Regions from separate parts of the Homo sapiens genome. Here region 1 is linked to region 2. The links are chromatin loops, found by intact Hi-C in ENCODE. Cell type or tissue: ascending aorta. All regions are shown on one strand. Each heading gives the region's core, and the rest is flanking DNA. Links, peaks and the distances in the headings are about the cores only. Region 1 has its middle 61 kb from the start of GPC4. Region 2 overlaps GPC4 (glypican 4).

Region 1 (4,395 bases), core at 124-4,123, 140 kb before region 2:
CCTAATCACAGCTCTTCCTACCCTTTTCTCTCCCATCCTGTAGGTAATCTGCCTTGGCTCCCTTAATTCTCTTCTGTTTGTGTTCTGCCTTGTACTACACCATTTCCATGTCTCCTTCCTATTCCTAGTCCCCGCCACAATCCCTGCCTGGACTTCCAACACAGTTGGCAGTGGCCTTGAGATATCTTTCCTTGCTCTTTCTGTAAGTGGGACAGATCTTGCTTCCTTGAGTGCGTACTATGTGCCAGGTGCCCTACTGAGTGCATTAAACTCATTTTCTTTAATCCATAGAACAACGATGGATAGATGTCTCTAAACAACATCAGCTCCCTTCCAAATGACAGAGGATCTGTGCCTGCTCTCTGATTGGGCCTCATCCTTCAGGACAAAGGAAGAGATGCTTTCTCTGCGCTTTGCACAATGAATGTTGACTTAGCCCACCGTCAACACAATCCCACTTAGTGCCTTCAAGAGAAGTCTCTCAGAGTCCCATTCACTCTACTCAGGGTAAGGCCCAAGTACTGACTTCCCAGGATGCCTTGCGCTGAGCACACCTGAATGATGACCCACAGAAGAGCTGAGGCCTGGGTTTCAGCTGCCAATTGTAGCAAATTTCTCCAGAACCCAAACTCTCACCTTGCCCTCTGACAATCAGGCCCGAGAGACCTACATCATTGTACAGTGCATGGTCTGTATATTTTGTCTCAAAGCAAGCATTTAAAAATCCTCGCCTGGGAATGGAGTGAAAAGCATTTATGGAAATATTCAAAACATGCATCTCTGTTCCTCAATGAGAACCAATGCTGAGGATGTGACGTTTATAGGACATGTCAGTAGAAAAGATTACTTTTCTTAAAATACATTTGTTAAATGATAGGTCAAACAGCAAACGGATGGGAACCTACAACTGGGAGACATCACGGGAAGAGGGAAATATGATTTTTATTATAAACATATGCATTTTATTATTTCTCCCAGTGAGGATCAGGATTGGGAATCTGCAGCTGTGAAAGGGCAAAAAGAGAGCAGTATTTTTAGACCTGTCACTTTAAAATATACCTTCTCCTGCTTTGCTGCAGCACTTCTCTAAACAAGGCCCTTTAGGAGCCTGAACATTGCGAGAAGGAATACACATATAAAACAAACAGCTGGGAGGCAGTTCCTCTTGCCCTCAAAAACACCGTCTAAAATAGAGCTTGGTTTATCACCACCCCCACCCAGGCCCAGCTCAATTCCCAGGCTCAGGCCGTTGGGCCACTGTCCTCCCCATTTTGAACCATGGCAATCATCAGTGTCTCCCCCATCTCCGGCAATTGCAGTCCTCCCTGGCACTAGATCCTGTTGGTTCTTTCTCAGGAAGTCTCTTTGAATGAGCCTAAACATGAGAAGCTACTGCTTCGTGGGGCCTCCTAGGTGCCTTAGACACACTTCCTTCCAGGTCACTTTTACCTTCTTAAACTTGTGGCTAGCTTCTCTCACCTTGCTTTAGCTCTGGGGATCCAGTGGCTTCCCTAGGAGGCAAGCAAGAGGGTTAGCCCCAGTTTAGAGGGAAGGAAACAGAGGCTTCTTGCTCAAGGTTACACAGCTCATAAGTGGTAGGTACATGGGGTGGTGGAGGGAATTTGAATCCAGGTGTGTCTGGTTCCAAAGCCCTTGCTTGTGCCATAGGCTGTGCTGGTTCTCCATTCTCCCAGCCCTAGCCTTGGCCAAGCACTGACCACCGTGGGTCTGCATGGCTGCAAAACCCTCCACTCAACTCCTCCAAGTCTTGCACATAAAGCCACAGGCATCTGCCTAAAAGGCTTCTTTCTTTACATCCCTGTCATTCTGCAGGGTCTTCTGTATTGCTCGGGGATCACATTCCAAAGTCCTCATCCTGCCATATAAAACCCTCCCTGACCCACTCTTATCTCCAACTTTTCTCCAACAATTCCCCTCTCACTTCACCCTCTTTGACCTGGCCAGGCCACAGAGTCTGGCCCACACTGGTCATGCTCATTCCTGCCCTGCCATCTTTGTGCTGTAATCGTCTGCCTGGAATGCCTTTTACTCTCTTTATCGCCTTCCCAAACCTTCACAAATGACTCCAAAAAGATGAGAGCCCTCTCGCACCATATAATCCACTGCTTGGGCCTGTGCAGTGTTACAACATCCTTCTAGTTGTGTTGTATGTCTCTCTTCTTTCCCCAACAGACTGGTGTACTGCTTTTCCTCATGTCTGGCACCATATTGGGCACAGAATGGATGCCTAGTATTTTCTGGCCTGTTTTGGCTTGATTCGATAAAGTGCCATGTTAAAAAGGGTATCTCCAAGGAGGAGGGTTTATGGGAAGGGTTGTGACCTGTATGAAAGCAACTCCTTTGTTTGCAGTCAGAGTTGGCTATTAGAGAACTGAAAGCACTGGATCAGGCCTTTGTTTTTCTTTTCTTTTCTTTTCTTTTCTTTTCTTTTCTTTTCTTTTCTTTTCTTTTCTTTTCTTTTCTTTTCTTTTCTTTTTTTTGAGACAGGGTCTCGCTCTGTCACCCAGGCTGGAGTGCAGTGGTGCGATCTCAGCCCACTGCAACCTCCACCTCCCAGGTTCAAGCGATTCTCGTGACTCAGCCTCCTGAGTAGCTGGGATTACAGGCACGTGCCACCATGCCTGGCTCATTTTTGTATTTTTAGTAGAGACGGGGTTTCACCATGTTGGCCAGGCTGGTCTTGAACTCCTGGCCTGAAGCGATCCACTTGTCTCGACCTCCCAAAATGCTAGGATTACAGGCGTGAGCCACCATGCCTGGCCTCAACCCTTTCAATCAAGTGATTTGGTCTGTTTGGTCCCTTAAGTCAAGCAGTGGCTTCTTCCCTGTGGCATCCAGAACCAAATCCTGGAGCAAGTGGGAGAGACAGGCACTTTATTAATGGCATGTCATCGCCTGCATGGGACTGCTCTGCCAGCAAGAATGCAATTTCTCCAGCCACTTTGCAAATGACCAAATGATGGGTTTACTCAATCTTTCATGCTGCCAGGCTCAACATTTTCATTTACTTCTTTCATTACCCTTGGCATGGTTTCCATACTGGGGAAGGCAGAACTCTCCCAGGCTCACATCTCCCTAGGGGCTCTAAAAAATACTTTGCCTTAAAATTAAGATCTTTGGTTCCTAGGAATCTCTACCCTTACCCCTGCCCACCCACCCAGGGCACTGGCAGGGGTCTCAGGCCTGTGGAGAACATTGAAGTCCACATTCACATTTTGGTCCTTGTTTTTCAACCATTTCCTAGTGAAATACTATCATTTGGAGAAACAGTTCTGTCAGGAAGTCATTGCAGGCAAAAATCAAATCCACAGCACTCCACACAAAAACAAACAGCCTGCAAAGCCCTTCAGTGGGACTCCAAGAACTGCCATTTGGAAGGGAGGTCAGGAAGTGGAGCGTAAACATCTGGTGTTCTAAAGCACTGGCCTGGGGGCTGTGTGCAGATGTGAGAAGCCATGGGCTCCATGGTTTGGCCTCTGAGTACCTTCTCTTTACTTTTTCTCAGGACAGATTTTTGGCCACCAGGGCACTGAGTCACCCAGACCTCAATTAACACTGGAAATGCTACTCAAACAGATGGACTATTTATCAAGGTGATGGTCCATTTTCACTGACTACTTCTAACATTTCTTTTTAAATTAGCCAACTTGCTAATTGGCTTAGCATTTCTTGGCATAATTGGTGCTAGAAGGTCTTTGGCTCTTTGGAAGGTCTTTTCTTTAAGTCATTTTTCAATTCACGCTGGCTCCATGGGCATTTTGCAAGAATGGATTAACTTGGTACAGTCGACACCTTTTTTTCATGAAACTAGTGTGAAAACAAGCACTTTGGCTCCTGGAGTGTCTCAAAAAGAAGATGATGTTAACAATAGTAGATTTTCTCAAAACACCTTTCATTGAAAGGCCTTGGCATGTTTTACAAAAGTTAACTACTTACATCTCCCAACACACCTGCATCCTAAATCAGAGCCATCCAGATAGCTCTCCCTGGATGAAATGTAGTCCCATGTAGAGTCAAATTCCCAAGTGGAATCTGTAATTGCTGGAGTTGCAAGTTGATGGACAGTTTTTGGTTAACATCCAAAATGTTGCTAACACTGTAATGGGATCTTCACTGGGGGTCCCATTGGATCACAACCTCCCCCTTTCCCCCATCTAATTGGAAAGATGATGCTTCTAGGCCTGTGTGTCTCAAGTGTAATCTATGGTCAATAAGGTACCATCACTTTTTCACTGGCTGGGTTAACATACAAAACAGGACGCTGACCTGATGGCTGAGTGAGGATATTGGCCAGCACAAAAAGCAGATAGAAGGTAGAAATGAAGGCTGACGGAAATCATCCTGACTCAGCTGCTAAAATTTCCCCAGATGTTA
Region 2 (4,395 bases), core at 308-4,307:
ATGGCATTTCTCATTCAAGATAATAACCTAAGCCTTTTCTTTTACTTTGGGGAGAAAACTTAGAAAGCTAATTAAATGGTCATTTTTGAAAACTTAAGATGTTGATATTTAAAAATCACCACTTAGGGGCTTCATAATGGAATTTAGAAGGAAAAAAAAATCTGCTCTTTAGAAATGACTCTCCCGTTGGCAGCACAATGTAGTGGAGATAAAGTTGTTTCCAAGTTCCAAGGCCTTCTACTGCAAGTCACCTCATTTCTTGTTAGACTTGTATCTTCCTGGCAGGGAGCCCACAGTCATTGCCTATGGGCCTACTGGTTTAGCTATTCTTTTCCCTTCTCGCTCCCCATGGTTTTATAGCACTACTATGATTCCAATGTGTAGTGTTTTGTTGTTGTTGTTGTTTTCTTCTTAAACCATACAGAGAAACTTTATCAGTAAGTGTTAACATGTGTTTTTTAAAAAGGATAGAAAGTTTTTCTTGCTCTTCCCTACCAGGCTTCACATTCAATAAATATGTTAACACTGTGCCTTGATCAGTTTCAAAACTTTAATGATTATGAAACTCCAGTGTTTTTTCTGACTTCAAATTAAAATATGGCATAGGCTGGGCATGGTGGTTCATGCCTGTAATCCCAGCACTTTGGGAGGCCACGGCGGGCAGATTGCTTGAGCCCAGGAGTTCGAGACCAGCCTGAGCAATGTGGTGAAACCCTGTCTCTACTAAAAATATGAAAATTAGCCAGGAGTGGTGGTGTGCGCCTATGGTCCCAGCTACTTGAGAGGTTGAGGTGAGAGGATCACTTGAGCCTGGGAGTTCAAGGCTGCAGTGAGCCAAGATTGCGCCACTGCACTCCAGCCTAGGCAACAGAACAAGACCCTGTCTCAAAACAAATAAATAAAATAATATAATATAACATAAAATATGGCATAGACAATAAAGTTAGGGAACATAGATACAAGGTTTTTTTTTAATGGGTAGTAGCTGAAATGTACTTGATCTGGAGATCAATATACTGGAATGCTGGAATACTGGAATGCCAGAATACTTTGCACATTTTCTCCATGTTAGGTTACAGAAACAATGAGATAATTTTATATGGTAAAACCTTAGTTGACTGGTACCCACCAAATCATAGTCCCCTAGTGGGTGCTGCATTGATTGATTAATTTTTTGTTTGTTTGTTTTGAGATGGAGCCTTGCTCTGTTGTCCAGGCTGGAGTGCAGTGGCGCAATCTCGGCTCACTGCAACCTCTGCCTCCTGGGTTCAAGCGATTCTCCTGTCTCAGCCTCCCAAGTAGCTGGGATTACAGGAACACACCACCACGCCCAGCTAATTTTTGTATTTTTAGTAGAGACGGGGTTTCACCATGTTGGCCAGGCTAGTCTCGAACTCCTGACCTCAGGTGATCCGCCCACCTCAGCCTCCCAAAGTGCTGGGATTACAGGCATGAGCCACCGCGCCTGGCGATGATTGACTAATTTTTAAGGCTGTCAATTAGGACTTGCCAGTAATTCTCAATGCCTGCCGATCCAAGGGCATTGATTAACAGGCTATAGGATATGTCTTGACTCTCAGAAATTCAAGGGTGGATGCTTTGGCCAAAGAATTATCCAAACTATTATAATAGCTAAACCCTGGCTCTTGGTGTGAATTGAAGAGAGAAAGTTGGGCAGACTAAAAAGATGGTGGTAGGGAACCAAGATGGAGCAGTGAAGTTGCACAGAGACAGCTGGGGACATATAGTAAGGAAATAGTAAAAGGACACATGGAAATATTATGGGTCAGGCAACTTCAAGGGAGTACCTTTTGTCATCTGCAAGCTTACAGTGTAAATTCAAAGTGGTGACCTTGACCCCAGACAACTTTGTCTATCATCAAAACCTGTCTATGTCTATGAGATACCACTTCTTTCTAAGGTAGAAATAATTACTTTTAAAGTAATTATTGAAAAAAAACCTTTTCAACAAAAATAAAGTTTGGGGGCTTGTAGAGAGTTAGCCTTCTGTTACCAGAAATCATCTCATTATCCCAGTTTTCCATCATTCTTCCTCAATTGACCCTGGTCAGGGTTCTAGTGCCAGTTCTGACATTTTTATAGTCATTGGATTTGAGAGATGAGTCCCTTCTCCAGTTCCCTTACCTCTAAGGCCCTTTTTTATTCTGTACTTTTAATTTCCTATCGTTTGCACATCTCAAGAGACTGTACGGTCTATATCAGTTTTTAAGATATAAACTCGTGTGTGTGCGTGTGTGTGTGTGTATGTGTGTGTGTGTTCGGATTTGGGTGACGTACAAGAGAACACTTCCTCCCCCTCAAAAATCATCAGATTTCTTATATTTTAAATCTATATCACTGAGTTTAAAGACTGGCCTCTGTGTTTTTCTATGCTATCATTTTTTAAACCCACTTTTTAACTTAGGATGTTTAATACCAGAAATCTGTATTCTGCTGGAGACATAGAGCCAGATTGTGGTAGTGACAGAGCTAGCTGCTCCCCCTCTTGGCCAATTCTGGGAATTTTTTGATAGTAGAGCTGCTAATTAACTTAGCTGAATCAGTCATCTCATGAATATGCTAATCACATACTTAATTCAGGAGGGAGTTAGGGAAAATTGCTTGGCAAAGGGAATAGAAATAGAAGTGGGGCATAATCCGTGTTTTGGGACCACAGCATAAAGACCCGCCCCCAAATGCCTGGCATTTTGTGAGAAAATAGTTGTTTTTAAAAGAAGCATAGTTAAAATCCCAAATAGGTTAAGGTGATTACAGCTGCCATGTTAAATGTATTTCTGAATTACATAGTAAAAATGATGTTACAGCTATGAAGTAATGTCATTGCTACATAACTGCCTGTATCAAACTGTAGATATTCTGCATGTTTAAATAACTAAGGAAATGGTTGTTGTCTGATGCTAGTCTATTGGGAAAACTCCTTTAATTTGTCATTTTCAGAGCAAATTTAATAACTTTGGATGGGAGGCAGTGCACAGTGAATTATCATCCTAGTTCTGCAGTGAACCCACTGTGACTGTGACCTGGGGCAATTAAATGAGTCTCAGTTTTCCCATCCATAAAATGAGGGGGTTGAGCTAGATGCTCTCTAAAACCCTTTTCAATCCTACCAATTCTGTGAATCTTTTAAACATGTGACTAGACCAGCTGCTTTAGTGAAAGGCCTTACAAGATGTTAATTAGCCGTCTGTATGGTACCCTCTATTTTCCCTCTATCATTTTTTAACTCTCAGCTACTTTCACCAGGTCTTTGAAAAACCCTCCCATGAGCCTGAAGCTTGTTAACTTGAATAATAGTAGAAATTTTCTGAATTAGCTTAAAATGCACACAAAAGAAATAATTGTCTGTCCCATCTATCTGCATGGGCCAAGTGTAAACCAAGCAGTTACCCTTCCCTTAAGCCCTAAGGCCCCTTGTTTCCTATCACTTCACAGAGGCAGGGCACGAAGCACTCTTCAGACTTAGCAGAATCTGCATTTTAATCACCAACTGCAAATTTTCTGTAGTTCATATTAGCCATTAACCAGTGCAGAGGATCAGTGAGTAGGAGGCATTAAAATTTATATGCCCGTGAAAGGCATGACCTCAGTGGAAGCGAGCTATCTGCTAACCTTAAAAGACAAATATGTCCAGATAAGCTTCATGGCCATTGACTAAGCTGAAATTTCTGGAATTTTCCTGACCCCTGACTTTAACTATTTTCTACCTATATAGATAATTGTCGTTTATATAGCCACACTTACTAAAGATCCCCTGAGAGGGTTTTACATTGGAAAAAGTCTAAAACACCCTCAAAGTAAGTGTGTCATAGATATGCATAGCATAATATACAACATTGATTGGTTTTTAATCCTCACCTCACATTTCATTAAGACATTAAAAAAATCATTGCTTTCTAAAACCTCTGCTGTAGTACAGCGGGCAACATTTCATAGGCTGAGTAGCCTCGAAAGTACGGAGAAAGACATGAGGCCTTCTGGCCTTCCTGCAAATGCAGTGTTTCTTCCAGATTATGCCAGTGGTCTCCGATTTAGTTTGAAAGCACTGCTACTCTTTCCTTTATGATTCTATTTTCTTTTCTTTCCATATGAAAGAGACTAAAAAGCCAGCTACTTTTGCTAATTCTTTTATAATCTCTCTGTGAAACTTGACCAGAATGAGCCACTGCCAGCTTACTGTAATCAAATCAAAAGCTCAGACAAAATGCACACATTTCTCTATTGACAAAGGTTTTCTGCCTTTTGAGTTGTTATCTGAAGTGTGACCAATTGTGACTTTAGCATTGGCTATCTCATCGGATTGAAAATGCATGTGCAGCTTTACGAGCCCAAAGCACTTTAACTTTGGGCCTCTCCTCTTAGCTTTGACTTCTTCAG

Evidence for each region. Hi-C counts contacts between places; a loop is a spot of excess contacts. Peaks named below come from ENCODE experiments on the same cell type or tissue, not always from the same donor. Only the 100,000 strongest peaks of a DNase experiment are listed, where the experiment ranks them.
Region 1: a loop joins it to region 2, with 2.8 times the contacts of the local background. A loop is called at or near these places in 1 of 110 quality-filtered maps.

The regions. Positions count from the first base shown.
Region 1 is chrX:133,474,762-133,479,156 of GRCh38, reverse strand. No RefSeq gene overlaps it. Among named protein-coding and RNA genes, the nearest start is that of GPC4, 61 kb to the right of the region's middle. In ascending aorta, for the core only: no CTCF peak of the experiment used is centred there; no DNase peak of the experiment used is centred there; H3K27ac peaks cover 1,098 bases.
Region 2 is chrX:133,333,329-133,337,723 of GRCh38, reverse strand. All of the region lies in intron 2 of GPC4 (glypican 4), which reads left to right. Among named protein-coding and RNA genes, the nearest start is that of GPC4, 80 kb to the left of the region's middle. In ascending aorta, for the core only: a CTCF peak has its summit at 2,520 (motif pointing left); no DNase peak of the experiment used is centred there; H3K27ac peaks cover 568 bases.